Regions from separate parts of the Homo sapiens genome. Here region 1 is linked to region 2. Evidence: read pairs that join two places in POLR2A ChIA-PET (ENCODE). Cell type or tissue: B cell. All regions are shown on one strand. Links, peaks and the distances in the headings refer to the core of each region. The heading gives the core; the rest is flanking DNA. Region 1 holds the start of LOC124904711 (a long non-coding RNA gene). Region 2 has its middle 8.0 kb from the start of HNRNPL.

Region 1 (5,238 bases), core at 1-5,000, 120 kb before region 2:
CCCCACGACCACCCCAGGACCCTGTCCACACCTGCTGCATTCAGTGCCAGCCTCAGCTCGTAGGAGTTCATGGTTCCAGAGGTGTCCTCATCGAACTTGTTAAATATGGCCTGGGCAGGAAGGATGAGTCAGGGCTGCCCTCCATGCCCTGAAGAGGGCTGCCAATGGGGCCTCCCAGGCAAGACAGCCTGGTGCCCATCCCAACTCCCTTTCTTCTGGTGTGGACCCCCAGCAAGCAGCCTAGCCACTTGGGACTTCTGTTTCCCAATCTGTAAAATGGGAATAAGAGCAATGACCCAGAGGACAAGCTGAGGCTGGGTGGGGGCAGGGATATCCCAGCCAGATCTCTCCAAGTCAGCCTAGTCCAGTACCCCCTCGTTCCCTGGGGACCTGATAGCCCACAGGGTGCCTATGTCTCTGTTAGTAAAGGTTTCTCTCTTTCTGGGAAGAGGCCCAGTCTCCCACCTCACCTGCCACTCCAGGAGGTAGCCCCAGAGCTGCTGGAAGTGGTGTAAGGCCAGGCTTTGCCCATGCTGTGTTGGGGGTCGGGGGCATCTGGTTAAGGTCAATCTCTCCAGAAGGGGAGGAGAGACCCCAACGTCCCCTTCCCCACTCCCTCCCTCACCCAGGCACTGCCCCCCATGTACCCCGAAACACTGCAGCAGCTGCTCACAGGTCCTGAGCCCGATCTCTCTGGGGGTGGAGGTATGGGCCCTGGCTACAGGAAAAACAAAGTCAAACCACAGCACTTCCTGCATTCTGGCCACCACTTTAAGGGCTGGGTGGATGTGACTCCCTTAAGCAGGTGATGTTGTCAGTCCCATATTATAGAAGCCGAGGCACAGGGAGCCAGTGACTGCTGCGCCTAGCAGAGCTGGGATTCAAATCCAGGCAGGGGGTGCCCAGTCTGTGCTCAAGGCAGCCTTGCCTTTCAGCGGAAGGGGAGCTTGCGAGCAGCCGTGGCCCAGGTCACGGGGCCCACACAAGATCCCCTGCAGGGAGATGCTGCCAGGCTGAGCCCTGGCTTCCTGAGCCCAACTCCCAGCAGCGCGGTGGGTTCATAGACATAGGGTGGCACCGGCTCTGGTTGCAGGACCCCTGGCTAAGACCCCTCCTCCTGCCCCTATCCCAGCCAACTCACCAGGCTCCAGGGCAATGCTTAGTAAGGCCTGGAGCTGAGAGGCATTGAGTTCTTCCTCCTAGTCCAGGAAAGAGGGCTTGTGAGGCCATTTACTCATCCAGCTGCTCTGGGCCAAGCCCTGTGCTAGGGACACGGCAGGGGCTGACAGAGCCTCAGAGCCCTAGCTCCAGGAGTGGGGGAGACAGACCTGTCCCCACAGGGCCAGGGCTGTGACGGGGGAAGCACTGGGCTGTGGTTGCTGGTGGGGGGCCAGCAGACCGGCCTGGGGCAGGGGGGTGGTCAGGGAGAGCTTCCAGGGCTGGGCACCTTAGATGAGACCTGAGCCTGGCTGGAGGTGTCAGGAGGGAGAGGGTGGTCCTGGGAGAGGGTATGGACTGAGCCCAAGGCCCTGAGGCAGGGAGGAGCTGTGAGCATTTCAAGAAAAGGTCAGGAGATTTAAGCCCGGAGGGAGGAAAAAGCAAGCAAAATGAGACACCTGAGATGCTGGGGTGGGGGAAGGGGGGTCCCCAAGGGGAGGCCGCAGCGGGATACCCCCTCAGTCCAATCCCCCTCCTCACCTCTCCAGCCAGCTCCTGAAACAGCTGCTCCAACCCCAGCTCCAGGGGCAGGTAGGGGCCCTGCCGCATGGCGGAAGTTTAGCGCTGGCCAAGATCCCCGCCCCATGCCGCCCCTCCAGGAACAGTCCCCACCTGGAGAGACTGCAGGTCTGCGCTGATCACGTCGTCGATCTCCCTGCAAATTACAGATGGGAAGTGGGGAGGGGGCTGTTTGCCCCAGCTGGGGCTGTGTGGGACGGGGTCTCAGGTGAGGAATCGCGTGGGGTCTAGGTAGGGACCGTGGAGCCCTGGGCTCATCCTCGCGGGGCGGGGGTTCTGGGGGCGGGGCGGGGGTTCTGGGGGCGGGGCGGGGGTTCTGGGGGCGGGGCGGGGGTTCTGGGGGCGGGGCGGGGGTTCTGGGGGCGGGGCGGGGCGGGGGTTCTGGGGGCGGGGCGGGGCGGGGGTTCTGGGGGCGGGGCGGGGGTTCTGGGGGCGGGGCGGGGCGGGGCGGTGGTTCTGCGGGCGGGGCGGGGCGGGGCGGGGCGGGGCGGGGGTTCTGGGGGCGGGGCGGGGCGGGGCGGGGGTTCTGGGGGCGGGGCGGGGCGGGGGTTCTGGGGGCGGGGCGGGGCGGGGCAGGGGTTCTGGGGGCGGGGCAGGTCAGGTCTCGGGGGTCTCGGGGGTCTCGGGGGTCTCGGGGGTCTCGGGGGTCTCGGGGCCTGTCTAGGCAGGGATGGGGTCGGATTTGGGTGCCCGGGGCTCACACGGCCGTGTGGCGGCGCTCGGAGAAGACACGCAGAGTGAAGTCAGCCTCGTCGCCGGCGTGGGCGGTGCTCGGCACCACCAGGTAGTGGCCTGGACGCAGGCAGCAGCGGCGGGTCACGTCGCGGCGGGCGCTGAGGGGCGAGCGGTCGGCGCGCAGCAGCCGGGGCAGGAGCGCATGGCTGCGCGGGGAATCCCAGAGGCCCAGCAGCTGGGGACGGGGCGGCATGACCACGGACCAGGCTCACCCCCGGCCCTTCATCCCCGCACCCTCCAGCGCGCCCCGTCCACCCTGCCTAACCCCTGTCCACGCCTCCCCTGCCCCCGGACCCGGCTCTGCCCCCCCACCCCCAGGGCAGTTTGACCAAGCCCCAGGGCAGGTTGACCAAGCCCCAGGGCAGGTTGACCAAGCCCCAGGGCCGGTTGACCCCATCCCAGACTCACCTCCTCTGGAATCTGAAAGAAGCAAGAGCAAGGGGCGTCGGGGCAGGGGAGAGGTGGCCGCCGCTCAGGGTCTCCTCCCTGCCCCTTCTCACCTCTGTGCTCTCTCCCTCCTTCTTCGTCCTATTAGACCCTTATTGAACCTTTGCCCCGCAGTCCCCGACCCAGGCCCTCGCCGACCCCTCCCCAACTCTTCCTTCCCCATCTGCGCTCCCAGCGCCTTCTCTGTATCCTTGGTCCCCTCTGGCCCTTCTAACCCCCAGCCTCTCTCTGTCCCTAACCTCGTCCCTCTGTCTGTCCCTGAGCCCCTCCCTCTCATTCCCTTAGCTCCCTCTCCCCTCTGAGACCTGGCCCCCCAGCCCTACTAGCCCCCTACTCCCCTCCCAGCGCCGCCCCCTCTTGGCCCTGCTCCTCCACTCCTCCCCTCCTCCCCGATCCTCTTCAGTCCCACCCCTCCACCACTCCCCCTCTTCCCCCTTGGCCCCGCCCTCCACACCTCCCCTCTTCCCACTGGCCCCGCCCCTCCATGCCTCCCCCGCTCCTTGGCCCGGCCCCGCCCCTCCACCCTCCGGGTTCCCTCCAGCCTCAGCTTTGCCCAGGACCTCACCTGGAACACGTGGAAGCCAACGGTGAGGTAAGTGAGGCCCTTGGCTCTCAGGCGCCGCCGGTTGCGCTGGATGAGGGACAGAAGGACCGTGCACTTGGGCGTGCGGCCCCCCCGCGCTGGGCCCCGTGCCCCTGCAGCCCCCCAGCCCCCCCAGGGCCCTTCCTCATCCTCGTCATCCTCCTCATCAGGCTCCAGCAGCGTTAAACGGAACTGAGGATTGGTCCAGAAGGTTTCTAAGGGAGGAGGAAAAAAGGGGGTTTCCTAGCCGGCCACAGCGCCCCCCACCCCAGGAAGCCTCTCAGGGCCCCTCAGGCCTCACCAGCATTAGGCTGGCTCCCGCCGGAGTTGAAGCCACGCACCCAGCGGCCTTGGAAGGTGTGGACGTGCCAGCCGCCCCCCTCCGGGCTGGGGCCCAGCACCTCCGGGCTCAGCGAGCAGATCTGCACGGTGTCGAAATGGAGGAGGAAGTCCCGCAGCTCCATCCTGCACGGTGGCCCAGTCAGACCCTGCCCGGCCCCACCTCGAGGGGGTCCCAAGATCCCGGAAATGACTCCCAGATCCCAAAGCCCCTCACATTTCTTAAATATTGTCAAATACCCTTCAGGCTCCAGAAATGAACCCCAAATGCCTGGGCCTCTAGCTCTGCCAAATTCCTCCAAGTCCTCAGACATGCCCCACAAATCGCCAAGATTCACAAGCTGCCCCCAAATATCGTTAAATTGCCACCAACCCCCAAATAGCAAGACCCTCAGACTCTAAATTACCAACAAGTACCCTTCAGCCCCTCAACATTGCCAAATCTCAAGAAATGCCCCAAATATCACCAAGCCTTCCTCCATTGCCCTAAATACTGCCCATCCCTTTCAATCCTCCACAGATAACTAGGCCTTCAAATTCCCCTCATATTACTACTTTTTTAAACCCACTCCAATCAGAGGTTCTCTAATATTACTACCAATTCTTCCTTGATTTCCCAAAATAGAACCTGGCCCCAAAATTACCACCGATGTACACAGTTTCTCCCTATTAGGACCCATCCTTCAACTGGGGCTCGCCCTCCCTGAACCCCTTGGCAGAGACCCTCCCAGAGGCAGAGCTGGGACCCTGACGAACTGACCAGAACTCGCCATCCTCCTTTTTCACCAGCAGGGCATCGCGGCACTCGGTGGGGAGTGTGTCCCAGCGTGGGCAGCTGGAGAGACTGTGGTGTGAGGGGCGGGCAGGTGGGGTCCAGCCCCACACCCACCCCAGACCCATCCCACCTGTCGCTCCAGGCCCCCGTCCACTCCACGCAGCCCCATGGGTTCCGCAGCCGCAGCAGCCGCACCTTGGTGAAGCCCAGGAACACCTGGGGCAGCATCGTCAGTGGGGGTGATGCCTGGACATGGCCTGCCACCCCACCCATGGGGGACACTTACCTTGTGTGTGCCCGTGATGGAATACGCGTGTCCCTTTACCAGGCCCTCTTCTGTGCGGTACTCACCCCGATCACTCTGGGCAGGGGATGGGATGGTGAGGCCAAGGTAGGGGACAGGAGGGCAGCTGCTCCTCCCTGCCCCCAACCTCCTGCCACCAAGGCAGGAGCCAACCAGAGCACTGAACTGAATGGCACGCAGCTCAGAGACCATGTCAGGGTTAGTGACTGAAGGCGAAAGAGAAAAGGAGAGGAAGGGAGATGGAAACGAGACAAAAGGAGATGGAGGTACGGGCTCACGCCTGTAATCCCAGCACTTAGGGAGGTCGAGGTGGAAGGA
Region 2 (5,469 bases), core at 238-5,237:
TAATCCATTTAACTCTGAGTGGACACAGCACATGTTTCAGAGCACAGGGTTGGGGGTAAGGTCACAGATCAACAGGATCCCAAGGCAGAAGAATTTTTCTTAGTACAGAACAAAATGAAAAGTCTCCCATGTCTACCTCCCTCTACACAGACACGGCAACCATCCCATTCCTCAATCTTTTCCCCACCTTTCCCCCCCCTCCATTCCACAAAGCCGCCATTGTCATCCTGGCCCGCTCTCAATGAGCTGTTGGGTACACCTCCCAGACGGGGTGGTGGCCGGGCAGAGGGGCTCCTCACCTCCCAGATGGGGCGGCCGGGCAGAGGCGCCCCTCACCTCCCGGACGGGGCGGCTGGCCGGGCGGGGGGCTGACCCCCCCACCTCCCTCCCGGACCGGGCGGCTGGCCAGACGGGGGGCTGACCCCCCCACCTCCCTCCCGGACGGGGCGGCTGGCCGGGCGGGGCCTGACCCCCCCACCTCCCTCCCGGACGGGGCGGCTGGCCGGGCAGAGGGGCTCCTCACTTCCCAGTAGGGGCGGCCGGGCAGAGGCGCCCCTCACCTCCCGGACGGGGCGGCTGGCCGGGCGGGGGGCTGACCCCCCACCTCCCTCCCGGACGGGGTGGCTGCCGGGCGGAGATGCTCCTCACTTCCCAGACGGGGCGGCTGCCGGGTGGAGAGGCTCCTCACTTCTCATACGGGGCGGCTGCCGGGCGGAGGGTCTCCTCACTTCTGAGACGGGGCGGCCGGGCAGAGACGCTCCTCACCTCCCAGACGGGGTGGCGGCCGGGCAGAGGCGCTCCTCACATCCCAGACGGGGCGGCGGGGCAGAGGCACTCCCCACATCCCAGACGATGGGCGGCCGGGCAGAGACGCTCCTCACTTCCTAGATGTGATGGCGGCCGGGAAGAGGCGCTCCTCACTTCCGAGATGGGATGGCGGCTGGGCAGAGACGCTCCTCACTTTCCAGACTGGGCAGCCAGGCAGAGGGACTCCTCACGTCCCAGACGATGGGCGGCCAGGCAGAGACGCTCCTCACTTCCCAGACGGGGTGGCGGCCTGGCAGAGGCTGCAATCTCGGCACTTTGGGAGGCCAAGGCAGGCGGCTGGGAGGTGGAGGTTGTAGCGAGCCGAGATCACGCCACTGCGCTCCAGCCTGGGCGCCATTGAGCACTGAGAGAACCAGACTCCGTCTGCAATCCCGGCACCTCGGGAGTCCGAGGCTGGCGGACCACTCGCGGTTAGGAGCTGGAGACCAGCCTGGCCATCACAGCGAAACCCCGTCTCCACCAAAAAAATACGAAAACCAGTCAGGCGTGGCGGCGCGCACCTGCAATTGCAGGCACTCCGCAGGCTGAGGCAGGAGAATCAGGCAGGGAGGTTGCAGTGAGCCGAGATGGCAGCAGTATAGTCCAGCTTCGGCTCGGCATGAGAGGGAGACCGTGGAAAGAGAGGGAGAGGGAAACCATGGGGAGAGGGAGAGGGACAGGGACAGGGAGAGGGAGAGGGAGAGCGCCTAGGTTTCTTCTGCTGTTCTTTTCCAAAACTTCTTAAATTTTGATACGTCTTTCTCCTTTTCTAATATAAGCACGGAGGCTCTGAATTTCCCTCTCCATTTTAATTTGGCTGCATTTTACAGAAAGGTGTTTTGGAACTTCCATTCTAATTTCTCTCAGACAGATGGCATTTTTAACTTATTTTGTTGTTGTGGTTTGCTAAAATACTTGCAAGTTGGTACATTTTGCATTTTGAAAGATTTTGCCAAATTACCCTCCATTAGCACTGTAACAATTTGAGTTCTCAGCATTTCTATGTAAAAAATGAATTTTCCCCACTATCTCAAAATACTGCACATTTTGTTTTACATTTGTCAATCTGAGGTAAAAACTGGTTTTAATTTTAATTTACTTTATATTTACCTTATTGAATGAATCGTGTGTGTGTATGTGAGCGTATACCATATGTGTTCACATGGGAATTGGAACAGCTAGAGAAAAAACATCCCAGGGAGAAGAAACAGCAAATGCAAAAGCCCTGAAGTCGGCTGGGCATGGTGGCTCACGCCTGTAATCCCAGCACTGGGAGGCCGAGGTGGGCAGATCACGAGGTTCAAGACCAGCCTGGCCAACACGGTGAAACCCCATTTCTACTAAAAATACAAAAATTAGTTGGGCGTCGTGGTGGTTGCCTGTAATCCCAGCTACTCAGGAGGCTGAGGCAGGAAAATCACTTGAAACCGGAAGGCTGAGGTTACAGTGAGCTGAGATCACACGCCACTGCACTCTAGCCTGGGCAACGAGCGAAATTCCGCCACACACACACACACACACACACACACACACACACACACACAAAAAGCCCTGACATGAGAACTGAAGACCTTTGTGGCTGGGCAGAGGGAGTGACAGGGTGAGTCTGAGGGGACAAGGTCAGAGGGGTGATGGGGGCACGTTATGTGGGGCCCACTGAGACGGGCTGAGGATGAGGACTTTGGTCTTATTACTAAGTGAGAAAAGAACCATGAGAGGGTTAAAAACCAGAATGACAAGCTGAGCATGGTGGCTCAAGCCTGTAATCCCAGCACTCTGGGAATGTTAAGGCAGGAGGATCCCTTGAGGCCAGGAGTTTTAGATGAGCCTGGCTAACATAGTGAGACACCATCTCTACAAAAAAAAAGTAAAAGGCCAGGTGCGGTGGCTCATACCTGTAATCCCAGCACTTTGTGAGGTCAAGGCGAGTGGATCACCTGAGGTCAGGAGTTTGAGACCATCCTGGCCAACATGGTGAAACCCCATTTCTACTAAAAATACAAAAATTAGCTGGGCATGGTGGTGGGTGCCTATAATCCCAGCTACTTGGGAGGCTGAGGCGGAAGAATCAACTTGAACCTAGGAGGCAGAAGTTGCAGTGAGTCAAGACTGTGCTATTGCACTCCAGCCTGGGCAACAAAAGTGAAACTCCATCTCAAAAAAAAAAAAAAAGGAAAAAAATTAGCTGGGCATGGTGTAATGCCCCTAGTCCCAGGTCCTCAGGAGACTCAGGCAGGAGGATCACTTGAGCCCAGGAGTTTGAGGCTGCAGTGAGCTATGATTGCACCACTGCACTTTAGCCTGGGCAACAGAGTGATAACTTCTTTCCAAAAAACTCCACAAAAAACAGAAGAGTGATGAGATCAGATTTTTTTTGGATTAAAAAATATAACATCTTTATTAAGCTATATTTCACATACCATAATATTAACTCTTTATATATTTATTTATTTATTTGAGACGCAGTCTCGCTTTGTCGCCCAGGCTGGAGTGCAGTGATGCGATCTCATCTCACTGCAACCTCTGCCTCCTGGGTTCAAACGATTCTCCTGCCTCAGCCTCCCAAGTAGCTGGGATTATAGGCACCTGCCACAATGCCCGGCTAATTTTTGTATTTTTAGTAGAGATGGGGTTTCTGCATGTTGGCCAGGCTGACCTCGAACTCCTGACCTCAGGTGATCCGCCCGCCTCAGCCTCCCAAAGTGCTGGGATTACAGGCGTGAGCCATTGCACCCAGCCAAATATTAACTCTTTTAAAGTGTATGACTGGCTGGGCTGGTGGCTCACACCTATAATCCCAGCTATGTGGGAGGCCGAGGTGGGCAAATCACTGAGGTCAGGAGTTTGAGACCAGCCTGGTCAACATGGCGAAACCACCTCTCTACTAAAAATACAAAAATTAGCCAGGCGTGGTGGTGCACGCCTGTAGTCCCAGCCACTCTGGAGGCTGAAGCACCAGAGTCACTTGAACCTGGGAGGAAGAAGTTTTGTGTGTGTGTGTGTATGTTTGTGTATATGTATGATTGAGTGTTGAGTGGTTTTTAGTATGCTCACATAGTCATGCAACCATCATCACTGTCTGATTCTGGAATATTACCCTCAAAAGGAACTCCATACCCTTTTTTTGTTTTTCGAGACAGAGTCTTGCTCTGTCGCCCAGGCTGGAGTGTAATGGCGTGATCTCGCCGCACTGCAACCTCCGCCTCCTGGTTCAAGCAATTCTCCTGCCTCAGCCTCTGGACTAGCTGGGATTACAGGCGCCCACCACCATACCCCGCTAGTGTTTTGAATTTTTAGTAGAGACGGGGTTTTGCCACGTTGCAATCCGCCCACCTCAGCCTCCCAAAGTGCTAGGATTACAGGCGTGAGCCACTGTGCCCAGCCTCCATATCCTTCAGCAGTCACTCCCCTCAGCCCCCGGCAGCCGCCAATTTACTTTCTGTCTCTATGGATTTGTCTAGTCTGGACATTTCATATTGTAGGGTCCAGCCCTACGGGGCTTAGCAGGTGTTCTCCCCGTGTGCAGAGATGAGAGATGGTAATAAATAAAGACACAAGACAAAGAGATAAAGAGAAAACAGCTGGGCCCGGGAGACCACTACCATCAAGTTGTGGAGACTGGTAGTGGCCCCGAACGGCTGGGCGCGCTGATATTTATTGCATACGAGACAAGGGGGGCAGGGTAAGGAGGGTGAATCCTCTAAGTGATTGATAAGGTGAAGCAAGTCACGTGATCATAGGACGGGGGTGGGGGGCCCTTCCCTTTTAGGTAGCCAAAGCAGAGAGAGAAGGCAGCATACGTCAGCGTTTTCTTCTATGCACTTATAAGAACGATCAAAGACTTTAAGACTTTCACTATTTCTTCTACCGCTATCTACTACCAACTTCAAAGAGGATCCAGGAGTACGGGAGGAACGTGAAAGTGGACAAGGAGCGTGACCTTTGGAGCACAGCACCACAGGGAGGGGTTTAGGCCTCCGGTGACTGCAGGCAGGCCTGGATAATATCCAGCCTTCCAGAAGAAGCTGGTGGAGCAGTGTTCCCTGACTCCTCCAAGGAAAGGAGACTCCCTTTCGCGGTCTGCTAAGTAATGGGCGTCTTCCCAGACACTGGCATTACCGCTTGACCAAGGAGCCCTCAAGCGGCCCTTATGTGGGCGTGACAGAGGGCTCACCTCTTGCCTTCTAGGTCACTTCTCACAATGTCCCTTCAGCACCTGACCCTATACCCACCGGTTATCCTTAGGGTATATTAGTAATGCAACAAAGAGTAATATTAAAAGCTAATGATTAATAATGTTTATAATAATGATTGATAATTGTCCATGATCATCTCTATATCTAATTTGTATTATGACTATTCTTATTCTAACTATTTTCTTTATTATACTGAAACAGTTTGTGCCTTCAGTCTCTTGCCTCGGCACCTAGGTAATCTTTCACCCACATCATATAAATGGAAAAATATAGTATGTAGCCTTTTGTGTCTGATTCTCTTAGCATGTTTTCAAGTTTCACCCATGTTTTTTAAATTAAATTAAATTTTTATTTTTGGGGGACGGAGTTTAGCTCTTGTCGCCCAGGCTGGAGTGCAATGGTGCAATCTCGGCTCACTGCAACCTCTACCTCCAAGGTTCAAGCGATTCTCCTACCTCAGCCTCCC

What was found. ChIA-PET counts read pairs that join two places held together with the same protein. Peaks named below come from ENCODE experiments on the same cell type or tissue, not always from the same donor. Only the 100,000 strongest peaks of a DNase experiment are listed, where the experiment ranks them.
Region 1: POLR2A ChIA-PET joins it to region 2 with 5 read pairs; 20 of 35 experiments call an interaction of 5 or more read pairs at or near these places.

The regions. Positions count from the first base shown.
Region 1 is chr19:38,733,672-38,738,909 of GRCh38, forward strand. It overlaps CAPN12 (calpain 12), which reads right to left. Exons shown (of 21, transcript NM_144691.4): 6 at 4,903-4,977; 7 at 4,747-4,832; 8 at 4,602-4,676; 9 at 3,804-3,967; 10 at 3,485-3,717; 11 at 2,881-2,892; 12 at 2,439-2,647; 13 at 1,831-1,873; 14 at 1,699-1,758; 15 at 1,142-1,199; 16 at 648-718; 17 at 471-533; 18 at 32-110. LOC124904711 (a long non-coding RNA gene) reads left to right here and starts at 2,556. Exons shown (of 2, transcript XR_007067251.1): 1 at 2,556-3,511; 2 at 3,673-5,238. RefSeq lists enhancers at 477-526, 3,953-4,012 and silencers at 2,586-2,735, 3,483-3,532. In B cell, for the core only: no CTCF peak of the experiment used is centred there; DNase peaks (open chromatin) are centred at 960, 1,870, 2,510, 3,380 and 1 weaker place; H3K4me3 peaks cover 3,519 bases; H3K27ac peaks cover 2,690 bases.
Region 2 is chr19:38,855,230-38,860,698 of GRCh38, forward strand. No RefSeq gene overlaps it. Among named protein-coding and RNA genes, the nearest start is that of HNRNPL, 8.0 kb to the left of the region's middle. RefSeq lists an enhancer at 1,979-2,038 and silencers at 2,249-2,408, 4,921-5,089. In B cell, for the core only: no CTCF peak of the experiment used is centred there; DNase peaks (open chromatin) are centred at 2,292 and 2,953; H3K27ac peaks cover 1,398 bases.